Regions from separate parts of the Homo sapiens genome. Here region 1 is linked to region 2. Evidence: chromatin loops called from intact Hi-C (ENCODE). Cell type or tissue: IMR-90. All regions are shown on one strand. Links, peaks and the distances in the headings refer to the core of each region. The heading gives the core; the rest is flanking DNA.

Region 1 (5,380 bases), core at 182-5,181, 140 kb before region 2:
GTGAAACAAAAATGCCAGTGGATTCAGCAAAAGAATAATGAAGCCACTTCAGAAAGACATTTTAACTCATGATCCTAAACGTCTTCCAAAGTTTAATGTAATATATTCTTCAAAAACTGGTGTTATATCATTAATCCCATGTCTAATAATTCTGATTATTATGTTACTTTTCTAAATAGAGTTAATATTCAGAAGCACCTAGAAAAGGAGCTGGCATATAGTAAATGCTATTAAGTATTTATTTAAAAATCACATGTATTAAATCTTTTAATGACTCTCCATGTCCTACAAAATAAAGTCCCAGTTTGATGGTGTGGGTGAGGAACAGGCAGCTCAGTATTGCTGGAAGGTAGAGGACTAGGGAAGGAGTGGCTGGGGGTTAGACTGGTGATGTAGTTTGGCATTCAAGGCCATTTGCATTCTAGTCCATGCCTATCTTTCCAGATGTGGTAGCAGGTAGCCCCCAGCAAACCACAGTATCCTTGCCCTTGTGTAGTACAGTCACCCCCACCTGTGAATCTGGGCTGTATCACGACTTTCTTTGAGCAACATAATATGTGTGACCCCTCTGCCAGTTCAGGGTCTAAGCCCTTAAAAGCTCTGACAGTTTCCACTTTGGAGATCCAGCCCGACATAAAGAAAACAGCTACATGGAGAGACCACTCAGGGAGGGAGAAGGAACCAAAGGAAAGAGGGAGAGGGAAACGAAGAGAAAGAAGTTGGGGGCGGGAAGAGGAGGGGAGGACAGAGAGAGACAGACAAGGAGAGGGAGAGACAGAGAGACAGAGTAAGAGGAAGAGAAAGAGAGAGAGAGAGGGAGGGAGATTTTTTCAGTCTTCACAGTCTTTCACCAACCCCCACTAAGGTGCCAGGTATGTAAGCAAAGCCATCTTGAATGTGGCAGTCCCAGCCTCATCTGACTGCAGTTGCATGAGAGACCCCAAGAAAGACCAGCAGAACCACCTGCTAAACCCAGTCCAACCCACAGAACAATGAGAGATAATAAAACTGATGCTGTTCTTAAGCTAGTAAATTTTGCAGTGTTATTCAGCAATAAATAACTACATTACCAGTATAGCCTCCAGCCACTCCTTCCCTAGTTTTCTACCTTCTAGCAATACTGAACTTTGTTCCTCACCCACACCATCTATTTCATGCCTCCATTCTTACCATGTCTTCACCCTTTTTTCCCTCTCCTTCATTTCTGAATGAACTCTCATCCCATATATTTTCATTTTATCCCCTTGAGAGCTCCCAATTCGTCCTTGAAAATCCTCACCTTGGCTTTGCCTCTTAGGTAAAGCCCTCTCTAACTCTCCTCGACTAATCTGATCACCATCTTCTATGAACAATTTCTAGATTCTTTACATATTTCTACTAGGCATGTAGCATGTACTATATTATTCATTTAATGTCTGCCTCCTATTAGTATCCAAAGCCTTGAATTCACAAACCAAGGCTTGTTCTCTTGTTTCATTAAGCAGCGGTCCCCAACCTTTCTGGCACCAGGGACCAGTTTTGTGGAAGACAATTTTTCCATGGACGGTGTCAGGGGAGGGGTGGTTTTGAGATGAAATTGTTCCATCTCAGATCATCAGGCATTAGTTAGATTCTCCTAAGGAGTGCACAATAGGGTTCACACTCCTATGAGAATCAAATGCCGCTGCTGATCTGACAGGAGGCAGAGCTCAGGTGGTAATGCTCGCTCACTCGCCTCCTGCTGTGTGTCTCAGTTCCTAACAGGCCACAGACCAGTTCTGGTCCACAGCCTGGGGGTGGGGGATGCCTGTCATAAAGCACAGATGAAACATTAGATAAATGTTTAGTGAACTTCAATGATAGAAGTTGACCTGATATTCCATTTATCTTGTTATTCTTTCAATTGGGACATGTTTGAGAAAGAATACCTGGCATAATGGAGCTAACGGAGGCTATGGAATGAGAGATAGATGGGTTTCAATCCTGTCTCAACTACTACATTGTATAATCCTGAGCAAGTTTTATTAAACACTTACAGTTTTAAATTTTCATCTACTAAAAATGAGGAAAAATACCTACATCTCAGGGTTAAATTAAACATTTCACTAGGTGAAAACACTTAGTTTATTAGCATTACTATTAAATGCATATTTGTGATTAAACCATCTTCAGCAACTAACCCAGTTACATTTGGATCTTGTCATTTTGTGTACCTAAGACATATGTATGCTCCTCTCTACAGAATATGATGGCTATGCCTTTGTTCAGAACACTATTTTAATAGGTATTTCTTAATCAGTGAGGTCTGTCTGGAGGATCTAAAGAAAAGATCATGGAGCTGGAATACATGAAAACTTACCACTATGAATGAAACATAGCAGGTTTCTTTTTTTTTTTTTTTTTTTTTGAGACAAGAGTCTTACTCTGTCGCCCAGGCTGGAGTGCAGTGGCACAATCTCCACTCACTGCAACCTCCGCCTCCTGGGTTCAAGTGATTCTCGTGCCTCAGCTTCCCGAGTAGCTGGGATTACAGGCGTGTACCACCACACCCAGCCTATCTTCTCTATTTTAAAGCTGAGATCTGCTACAGAAAAAGCACACAACTGATCTGAACCATTATAAATTCTTACTCTTTAAAAGTCTTAGTTGGACTCTCAATACACATTCACTTGTAGATCAGACTTGTAAGACCTTGCTTCCATTTTCTTTAGCCTCTAAGCCTCTGCCATAGAATAAGATCTATATTCAGCCTTACTTTACTCTTTTTCCCTCAATCTTTTTTTTTTTTTTTGAGACAGAGTTTCACTCTCGTTGCCCAGCTGAAGTGCAATGGCACGATCTCAGCTCACCACAACCTCCACCTCTCGGGTTCAAGAGATTCTTCTGCCTCAGCCTCCTACGTAGCTGGGATTACAGGCATGCACCACAATGCCCAGCTAATTTTTGTATTTTTAGTAGAGACGGGGTTTCTCCATGTTGGTTAGGCTGATCTCAATCTTCTGACCCCAGGTGATCCTGCCTGCCTCGGCCTCACAAAGTGCTGGGACTACAGGTGTGAGCCACCATGCCCAGCCTTTTCCTCAATCTTTTAAGCATATTACTACGCCTAATTACTTAGAAACAAAAAACATAAACTAAAAATGTCCTCAGCTTCCCAATAAATCTATCTGTTCACCAATCTCTCCTTCTTTTTAATCTCAAAAGAGGTTTCAACATTCTGATTAAAGCCAATTTCTCTTGTTTTCACCTTGGCCCAAATCCCTATCATCTCTTCTAGGAACTTGCTCTATAAATTGTCCTCTCTTTGATGGATCACTCTAATCTACACAGTCTCAACAGATACTTCCTTTCCAAATGTAAATATCCTCACATTTTCCCCTCCTACCAAAACACTTTGAATATATGCCCTATCTAGTTAATTTCAAACCACTCTTTCTTTCCAACAAATTAATATGTACTGTCTTCATTTGTTCACTTCTGAATCTTTCTTTTTCCACTATTTTATACATTGTATCCATGTTTAAATTCCCAGCATAACTCAGTAACTGACACATATTAGGCACTTTCAACATTCCACTCAAAGCCACCAATCACATCTTCAGTAGCTGAATCCAATGGACAAATTTTAGACATATTTTATCTGGCTTCTGCCAGCATCAAGCTGTTAGCTATTTTTACCATCTTTAAATGTTAATCTGCTAAACTTTTATCTGCTAAAGTTTTCTCCCTTACATTTTCTTGTCCCAGGCATTCTTCAAATGCAACTGTTCGTTTACATTTTATCCTAAATTCTTTTCTCTTTCCATTGGAGAAGACAGGGGAGCAAACGCTAAAGCTACTGCAGCCTTTGTGATTTCTATCCCTCACCAAGAGACAGCACTAACCACTTCCTCCTCTATGCTAACTATGCAGCATGTACATGTTTCTTTTTGTACGCATGTCTGTTTGCATATCGTGAGAAACACACAAATCACTCCACAGAAGTTGACTTGACCCTAGAAACTGAATTTGTAATCATTTTTAAGCCTCCTCTTCTAAACCTTCTTTTACAGATACAAAAAAATAAAACATTTGGTCCCAATGTTATTCACATTTCTTTAAAAAACCAAATTAAAATGTCTTAAATTCCTTCTGGAGTTATACACAATAATTATACTTTGATAATGCATTTTAAAGTTCTACTCACCCAAAGGCTGGTCAGTTGTTTGCTCTTTATTATCTATACAAAGATAAAAAAGCAAAACATGTAAGATCCATGGTATATTTCCAGAGTTAAAGATACATGAAAAGTATATAACATCAGCAGCATCACTTACAGAATATAGTTTCTACTCTTCAGATTTTTAATAAAAACACTCTTGAATGGAAAAAAACGATGGTGGTGTTCACAATAGGAAGTAGCAGTAGTTACCATTTCCTGATGCCTCAGCTGGCACCGTTCTATATGCTTTATATATAACAGATCTAATGAAACCTCACTCTACCCTATGAGGTGCCTACTATTATTAACCCCATTATATAGATAAGGAAATTAAGGCAGAGAGAGATTAAAGTCACTTGCCCAAAGTTATGAAGCTAGTAAGTAGCAAATCTGGATACTAACTTAGGGAGTCTCCTTCTGGATTCTATGCTTTCACCCTCTAGTATACATAAAATAAAATCCCGCCCCGCACCTGAAGCACCATGTAGGGAAAGATGTAGTTCATCAGTTGTGTGTCCACTACTGTCGGGAGATAACTTTGTACTACTGGTCAAATACATGCCACTGAAGCCTATTAAAAGCTTTCCCTATACAACATTCTTCTTTTAAACCTAAATTTTTGGTACTCCCTGAATTGTGGGAAATGAGGAAAAACTCAAAGGGCCAGGAAAATTTTAGAATCTTAGTGGTGGCTATTTACAAAAGTTTTTCTGAAATAACTTTTCATAATGTTCATTAAAGAAAAGCAAGAATTAACAGACTAATTTAGGAAAGGGGATTCTATCCAGACCCCCTATTCTCCCCCAGTAAGAGAAACAATTACTAGGATGGTTTTTGACAGTTCAAGACCTACTTGAGGCAGGTCTCATTGAGGCTTTATGTGAATTTGAGGACACTACAGCAAGGAGAATGACGCACAGGTAATGGGGACTTTCTGCTGTGTCTAGTTTGCTTATATACAGTCAGCACAGCCCAATGGCATTCACAATAATAGATGTTTGCTAATGCAATATGAGTATGACACTAAGCAAACTAGTAATGATGCTAAAATAATGAGAAATAAGTGGAGAAGTAATAGGGTTTTCTACAAATATTAAATGACATAACCACCTTCTTAAACTATTCCTGAAAGGTTTTATTTTCAGATCTATCCACAGGTTCCATCATTGTCTTTCAGAAAGCCTACACGAGGTTGATATC
Region 2 (5,380 bases), core at 246-5,245:
CAGGCCATGACAGGAAGGGTGTTGGACGCGCCTCATTATACCCTCCTCTCTTTGTAGTTTAGGCATAACTGACCACCACTGACATTAAAATAGAGATCATAAGACTCACAGCAGACTCTGTAGCAGGAAGATACCCAACTCCAACCTGATTCTGGTATAGCATCACATCACAAAGAGCAGGTCCTAAAGAAAATCAGAGTATTTGACTCTAAAAATATATTTCTTTGATATATTTTTAAATGGCCCTGCAAAGCCATACTCTTGTGGGAGGAAATCTGCATTCTGTAGTGATTCTCCTTCCCTTTCCAGGTCTTTTCCCGATTCAGGAGAGAATCTGACACCTTCTAAGGTCCAGAGAGGACATTTACCATTTATTCCCTCTGAAGCCTGCTACTTAGGGGCTGCCTCTACATACAAGAACCTTGGCTTCCACAACCCACTTATCTTAACTCAACAATTTCTTTCTGCTGGCTTCAACTCTTTAGGGAAAGCTTAACTCTTCTGACCAATTACCAATCAGAAAATCTTGGAATCTACCTATGACCTATAATCTTGCCCCCACCCCCCACTTCAAAATGTCCCATCTTTCTGGGCTGAATCAACGTACACCTTATACGTATTGATTTATGCTTTGCCTGTAACTTCTGTCTCCCTAAAATGTATAAAACCAAACTGTAAAACTGACTACCTCGGGCACTTGTTCTCAGGACCCCTTGAGGATGTGCCCCAGCCATGGTCACTCATATTTGGCTCAAAGTAAATCTCTTTAAATATTTCACAGTTTTTTTTTTTTTTCGCCAACAATCTGGATGACATGAAACTGCAGCAATAGACATTTTTCTTCATCTGAGAAGAGTCCGCTTGAATGGCGGAGCCCTAAGCCTGATTGACAGTGATGAGGATGAGGCTGTCTCCAAGGGTAGGCCAAGGACAATTTGCATCAGAATGGCTTTGAGATCTTTAAAAGCAGATTCTCAGGCCCTTGACCTAGGGATTCTGATTCAAGAATTTTAAACAGAGTTCTCTGATGATTCTTCTGCATGATTCTTCAGCACCAGAGATATCTTTGTCTCGGTACTGCCCCCTTCTTGAAGAATTCGTCTGGTATAACATTTCTTCTTTGCAAAGTCAGAATAACTTAGTGAAATAGACAGGAGCGCAGGTATTGTTTTCTCCAGAAAGTTGCCTTAAATTTTATTCTATGTGTGCTCTTGGCCAAGGCAAAGCCCAGTATCAGCCATGGGTCAAGCTTGGCCAATCTCAGCCGCTCCTGAATGGCTTCTACCCAAGAGCCAGATTGCCAACTCAACAAGACATTATTGAAATTGGGATTAGATGTCTTTGCCTTCTGAAAATGAGACATATGTGAGCTGGGACTCAACACTTGAGGGTTTATGAGGACATATAGGATTGTGGAGGCAAGGGGTCCCTTCAGTGGGGAAGAGAAAGGATGACCATATTATATCTGTGTCTCACACTGACCCTTCCTGGGTTAGATATTTGTGTGTATTTCACACAAAGAACAGTGAATAAAGACCTAAGCATTGCCTCTCAGACCAAGCCAGACCCACAGCTCCTGCCTTCTAAAAATGATTGTTGACTTCTGGGCTGGCTGATACTTATAGTGAGGTCAGCAATATTACAATTACAATGCGGTCAAATGAGATTAATAAGGGTGCAACATACAAAACACAGGTAACAAGTTTTTACTGGGATTGCAGTGTCTGGAGAAGAGTTCCAGTGGGAAAGGACCCAGTAAAGTATGTCAGGCTGCAGGCTCCTTGTGATGCTGAACAATGATGGGAGGAGCCACAGGAGCAGCGTCCATCCTGAACTGAGAGAGCAGGCTTCGTTCCATCCAGCATTCTGTTCCTCCCCTGCTGGGCCAAAGCTGAAAACCTGGCTTGATCTATGTGAGTCAGAATGGCCTGTGGACATGGGTTTCCAGCCAGTGGAGCTCACGGGCTGTGGTTTAGACTTTTAGTCACATTCAATTAAAAAGGAAACAGCACTGTCCTTCATATACGTAGTCCTATCATGGTATTATCTTTACGGCCTCTAGCAAGAATGACACCCTCTTAGCAAGGTCTTCAAAAGATTTGAGGGTTCTCTATGCCATTCCAGTACATGAAGAATTGTATTTTACTTATTTGTGTACAATGTCTCACTCTAGAAAAATGCTTTTTCAAATTCCCGTAACATAAAAATGATGTAAAAGGCAAGAAGAAAAAATTAGAATATAAAACATTTTCCCCATTCATCTAAGTAATTCTCAGCATTTTATTCTTTTTTTTTTTTTAAAGTGAAAACAAGTTTATTAAGAAAGTGAAGGAATAAAAGAATGGCTGCTCCATAGGCAGAGCAGCCTTGAGGGCTGCTGGTTGCTCATTTTTATGATTGTTTCTTGATGATATGCTAAATAAGGGGTGGAATTATTCATGAGTTTTCCAAGAAAGGGGTGGGCAATTCTTGGAACTGAGGGTTTCTCCCCCTCTTAGACCATATAAGGTAATGTCCTGACCCTGCCATGGCATTTGTAAACTGTCATGGTGCAATCCTCAGCATTTTCCATTTGAGGCAGCGTTGAGGAAAGTTTCAAGGGAGGATGCTGATTGCCTAGGATTCTCAGCACTAGGGGCACCGGAGCCCAGAGGTCAGTTGCCTTTGGCCACAAACTCTTTTCCAGGGAGATCACAGATCTCCTTGAACATGCAGTAAAATGATGGTCATTTTCTCTGTGTGCCATGGTGTGAAAATGTTGGCATGCATGTCCAAATGTGGCAAACTTATCTATATATTCTCTTCATCCTAGCTGTACCAAAAATGATGCTGCTGTCTATCAAATCTCGGCTAAAAACTCTTTTGGAATGATCTGTTGTTCTGCTTCCGTTGAGGTTGAGTGCTCATCAGAGAACCCACAATTGTCTCCTAACCTGGAAGATGACAGGGACAGGGGTTGGAAACATGAAACAGGGACACATGAAGAAGAAAGGGCAAATCAGATTGATGAGAAGGAACATCCTTATAAGGAAGAAGAAAGCATCTCCCCGGGCACTCCCAGGTCAGCTGACTCCTCCCCCTCCAAATCCAACCATTCACTCTCCCTCCAGTCATTGGGCAATCTTGACATTAGTGTGTCCAGTTCTGAAAATCCTTTGGGTGTTAAAGGAACAAGGCACACTGGAGAGGCTTATGATCCAAGTAACACAGAAGAAATTGCAAATGGGTTGCTTTTTCTTAATTCAAGTCATATTTATGAAAAACAAGACAGATGTTGCCACAAGACAGTGCATTCCATGGCATCAAAGTTCACGGATGGTGACCTGAACAATGATGGTCCTCATGATGAAGGCTTACGCTCTAGTCAGCAAAATCCCAAAGTACAGAAATACATTAGCTTCAGCCTCCCGCTATCTGAGGCAACTGCACACATTTACCCAGGTGACAGTGCCGTGGCCAACAAACAACCCAGCCCACAGCTTTCCAGTGAAGACTCTGACAGTGACTATGAACTTTGCCCAGAGATAACCCTAACCTACACCGAGGAGTTTTCAGATGATGACCTGGAGTATCTGGAATGTTCTGATGTTATGACGGATTACTCTAATGCAGTTTGGCAAAGGAACCTGCTGGGGACTGAGCATGTTTTTTTATTAGAAAGCGATGACGAAGAGATGGAATTCGGTGAGCATTGCCTGGGTGGGTGTGAGCATTTCCTCAGTGGAATGGGTTGTGGGTCTCGGGTGTCGGGTGACGCTGGGCCTATGGTTGCCACTGCTGGCTTCTGTGGTCATCACTCACAACCCCAAGAAGTTGGGGTGAGGAGCAGCAGAGTCTCCAAGCACGGTCCCTCATCCCCACAAACAGGGATGACTCTCATTTTGGGACCTCACCAGGATGGAACGTCTTCAGTGACAGAACAGGGGAGATATAAACTCCCCACTGCTCCCGAGGCTGCTGAAAATGATTATCCAGGAATTCAAGGAGAAACCAGAGACAGCCACCAAGCAAGAGAGGAATTTGCCAGTGACAATCTGCTCAACATGGATGAATCAGTAAGAGAGACAGAGATGAAGCTCTTGTCTGGTGAGTCAGAAAACTCAGGGATGAGCCAGTGTTGGGAGACGGCAGCTGACAAGAGAGTGGGGGGAAAGGACTTATGGAGCAAGAGGGGTTCAAGGAAATCTGCCAGGGTGAGGCAGCCGGGAATGAAGGGAAATCCCAAGAAGCCGAATGCCAACCTGAGAGAAAGTACAACAGAAGGTACCCTTCATCTCTGCTCTGCCAAAGAATCTGCTGAGCCCCCACTAACCCAGAGTGATAAAAGAGAGACTTCTCACACCACAGCAGCAGCGACTGGTCGGAGTTCCCATGCTGATGCAAGAGAATGTGCTATTTCAACCCAGGCAGAGCAAGAAGCAAAAACCCTTCAAACTTCAACAGACTCAGTCTCCAAAGAAGGCAACACAAATTGCAAGGGAGAAGGCATGCAAGTTAATACTCTATTTGAAACAAGCCAGGTTCCAGACTGGAGTGATCCTCCTCAGGTAAGACTTTTCTTTTAAAGAAATTACGAGATAAAAAGAACCGTGTGTGTGTGTGTGTGTGTGTGTGTGTGTGTGTGTGTCTCTTCCTTTACTTCACATTCACAATTGCTATACCATAATGTAAATCAAAATAAGTTTCCCAACACCATCAGGGTACTTGTGCATGACAGCTGCTGCTGCTCGGAAGGAAATCTGGTTTTGAAAAAAAGGCCCAGATAAACCCTAAGCCATCCTAATTATAGCAAAAGACTGATAGAAGTTAAGAGGCACTAATGGGATTCTGGACAGCTGGAAAAAGAAATCTGATATTTTGTCTGCTGCATGTGTTTTACCAGGCAATGCCACTATTCAGAAAGTTTCTCAAGCAAATGTTTTGGGTGTAGCCTTTAAAGGAAGAAGGGGGAAAAAAACATTGTTTTTAGTCATTTGCAGGGAAGTGCTTTGAAAATGATAGGTCTTGGCTTTAATCAGAATTTGTGGTATGAATGAAAGACTTCAGTGTGTCTGAAAGACTTGTAGACTTCACTTTTTTTGTGATGCTAGGGAAAGCAGGCAGATTAACTGTTGCCTCACTGGTGGGATGTTTTTGATTGGATGTTTGTCTTATTTTGTTTAAAACAGAGTATAAAAGAGGCTAAGAGAAAAAAAGCTGCCAAGAAATAAATTTGTTTTCCCTTATTACTGATTTGGGAGTGTAAAGAGATGGAATTAAATTTATAGGAATAATCAATGCACAAAAGATGTTGTGCTTGATACATAACTTATATTTTTAATGATATTTTCAGTTTCAAAGGGTCCCAAATGAGCTTTGGACTTACGCTGTAATATGGGCA

The links. Peaks named below come from ENCODE experiments on the same cell type or tissue, not always from the same donor. Only the 100,000 strongest peaks of a DNase experiment are listed, where the experiment ranks them.
Region 1: a loop joins it to region 2, with 2.1 times the contacts of the local background. A loop is called at or near these places in 1 of 110 quality-filtered maps.

The regions. Positions count from the first base shown.
Region 1 is chr18:58,714,753-58,720,132 of GRCh38, reverse strand. MALT1 (MALT1 paracaspase) reads right to left here. Exons shown (of 17, transcript NM_006785.4): 9 at 4,166-4,198. All of the region lies in intron 1 of LOC105372146 (a long non-coding RNA gene), which reads left to right. Among named protein-coding and RNA genes, the nearest start is that of MALT1-AS1, 46 kb to the right of the region's middle. In IMR-90, for the core only: no CTCF peak of the experiment used is centred there; no DNase peak of the experiment used is centred there; H3K27ac peaks cover 144 bases.
Region 2 is chr18:58,577,981-58,583,360 of GRCh38, reverse strand. It overlaps ALPK2 (alpha kinase 2), which reads left to right. Exons shown (of 13, transcript NM_052947.4): 4 at 2,813-4,547. Among named protein-coding and RNA genes, the nearest start is that of SNORA108, 20 kb to the left of the region's middle. RefSeq lists enhancers at 1,230-1,730, 3,267-3,814. In IMR-90, for the core only: CTCF peaks have their summits at 1,912 and 2,576; DNase peaks (open chromatin) are centred at 1,890, 3,680, 4,100, 4,360 and 1 weaker place; H3K4me3 peaks cover 2,393 bases; H3K27ac peaks cover 3,975 bases.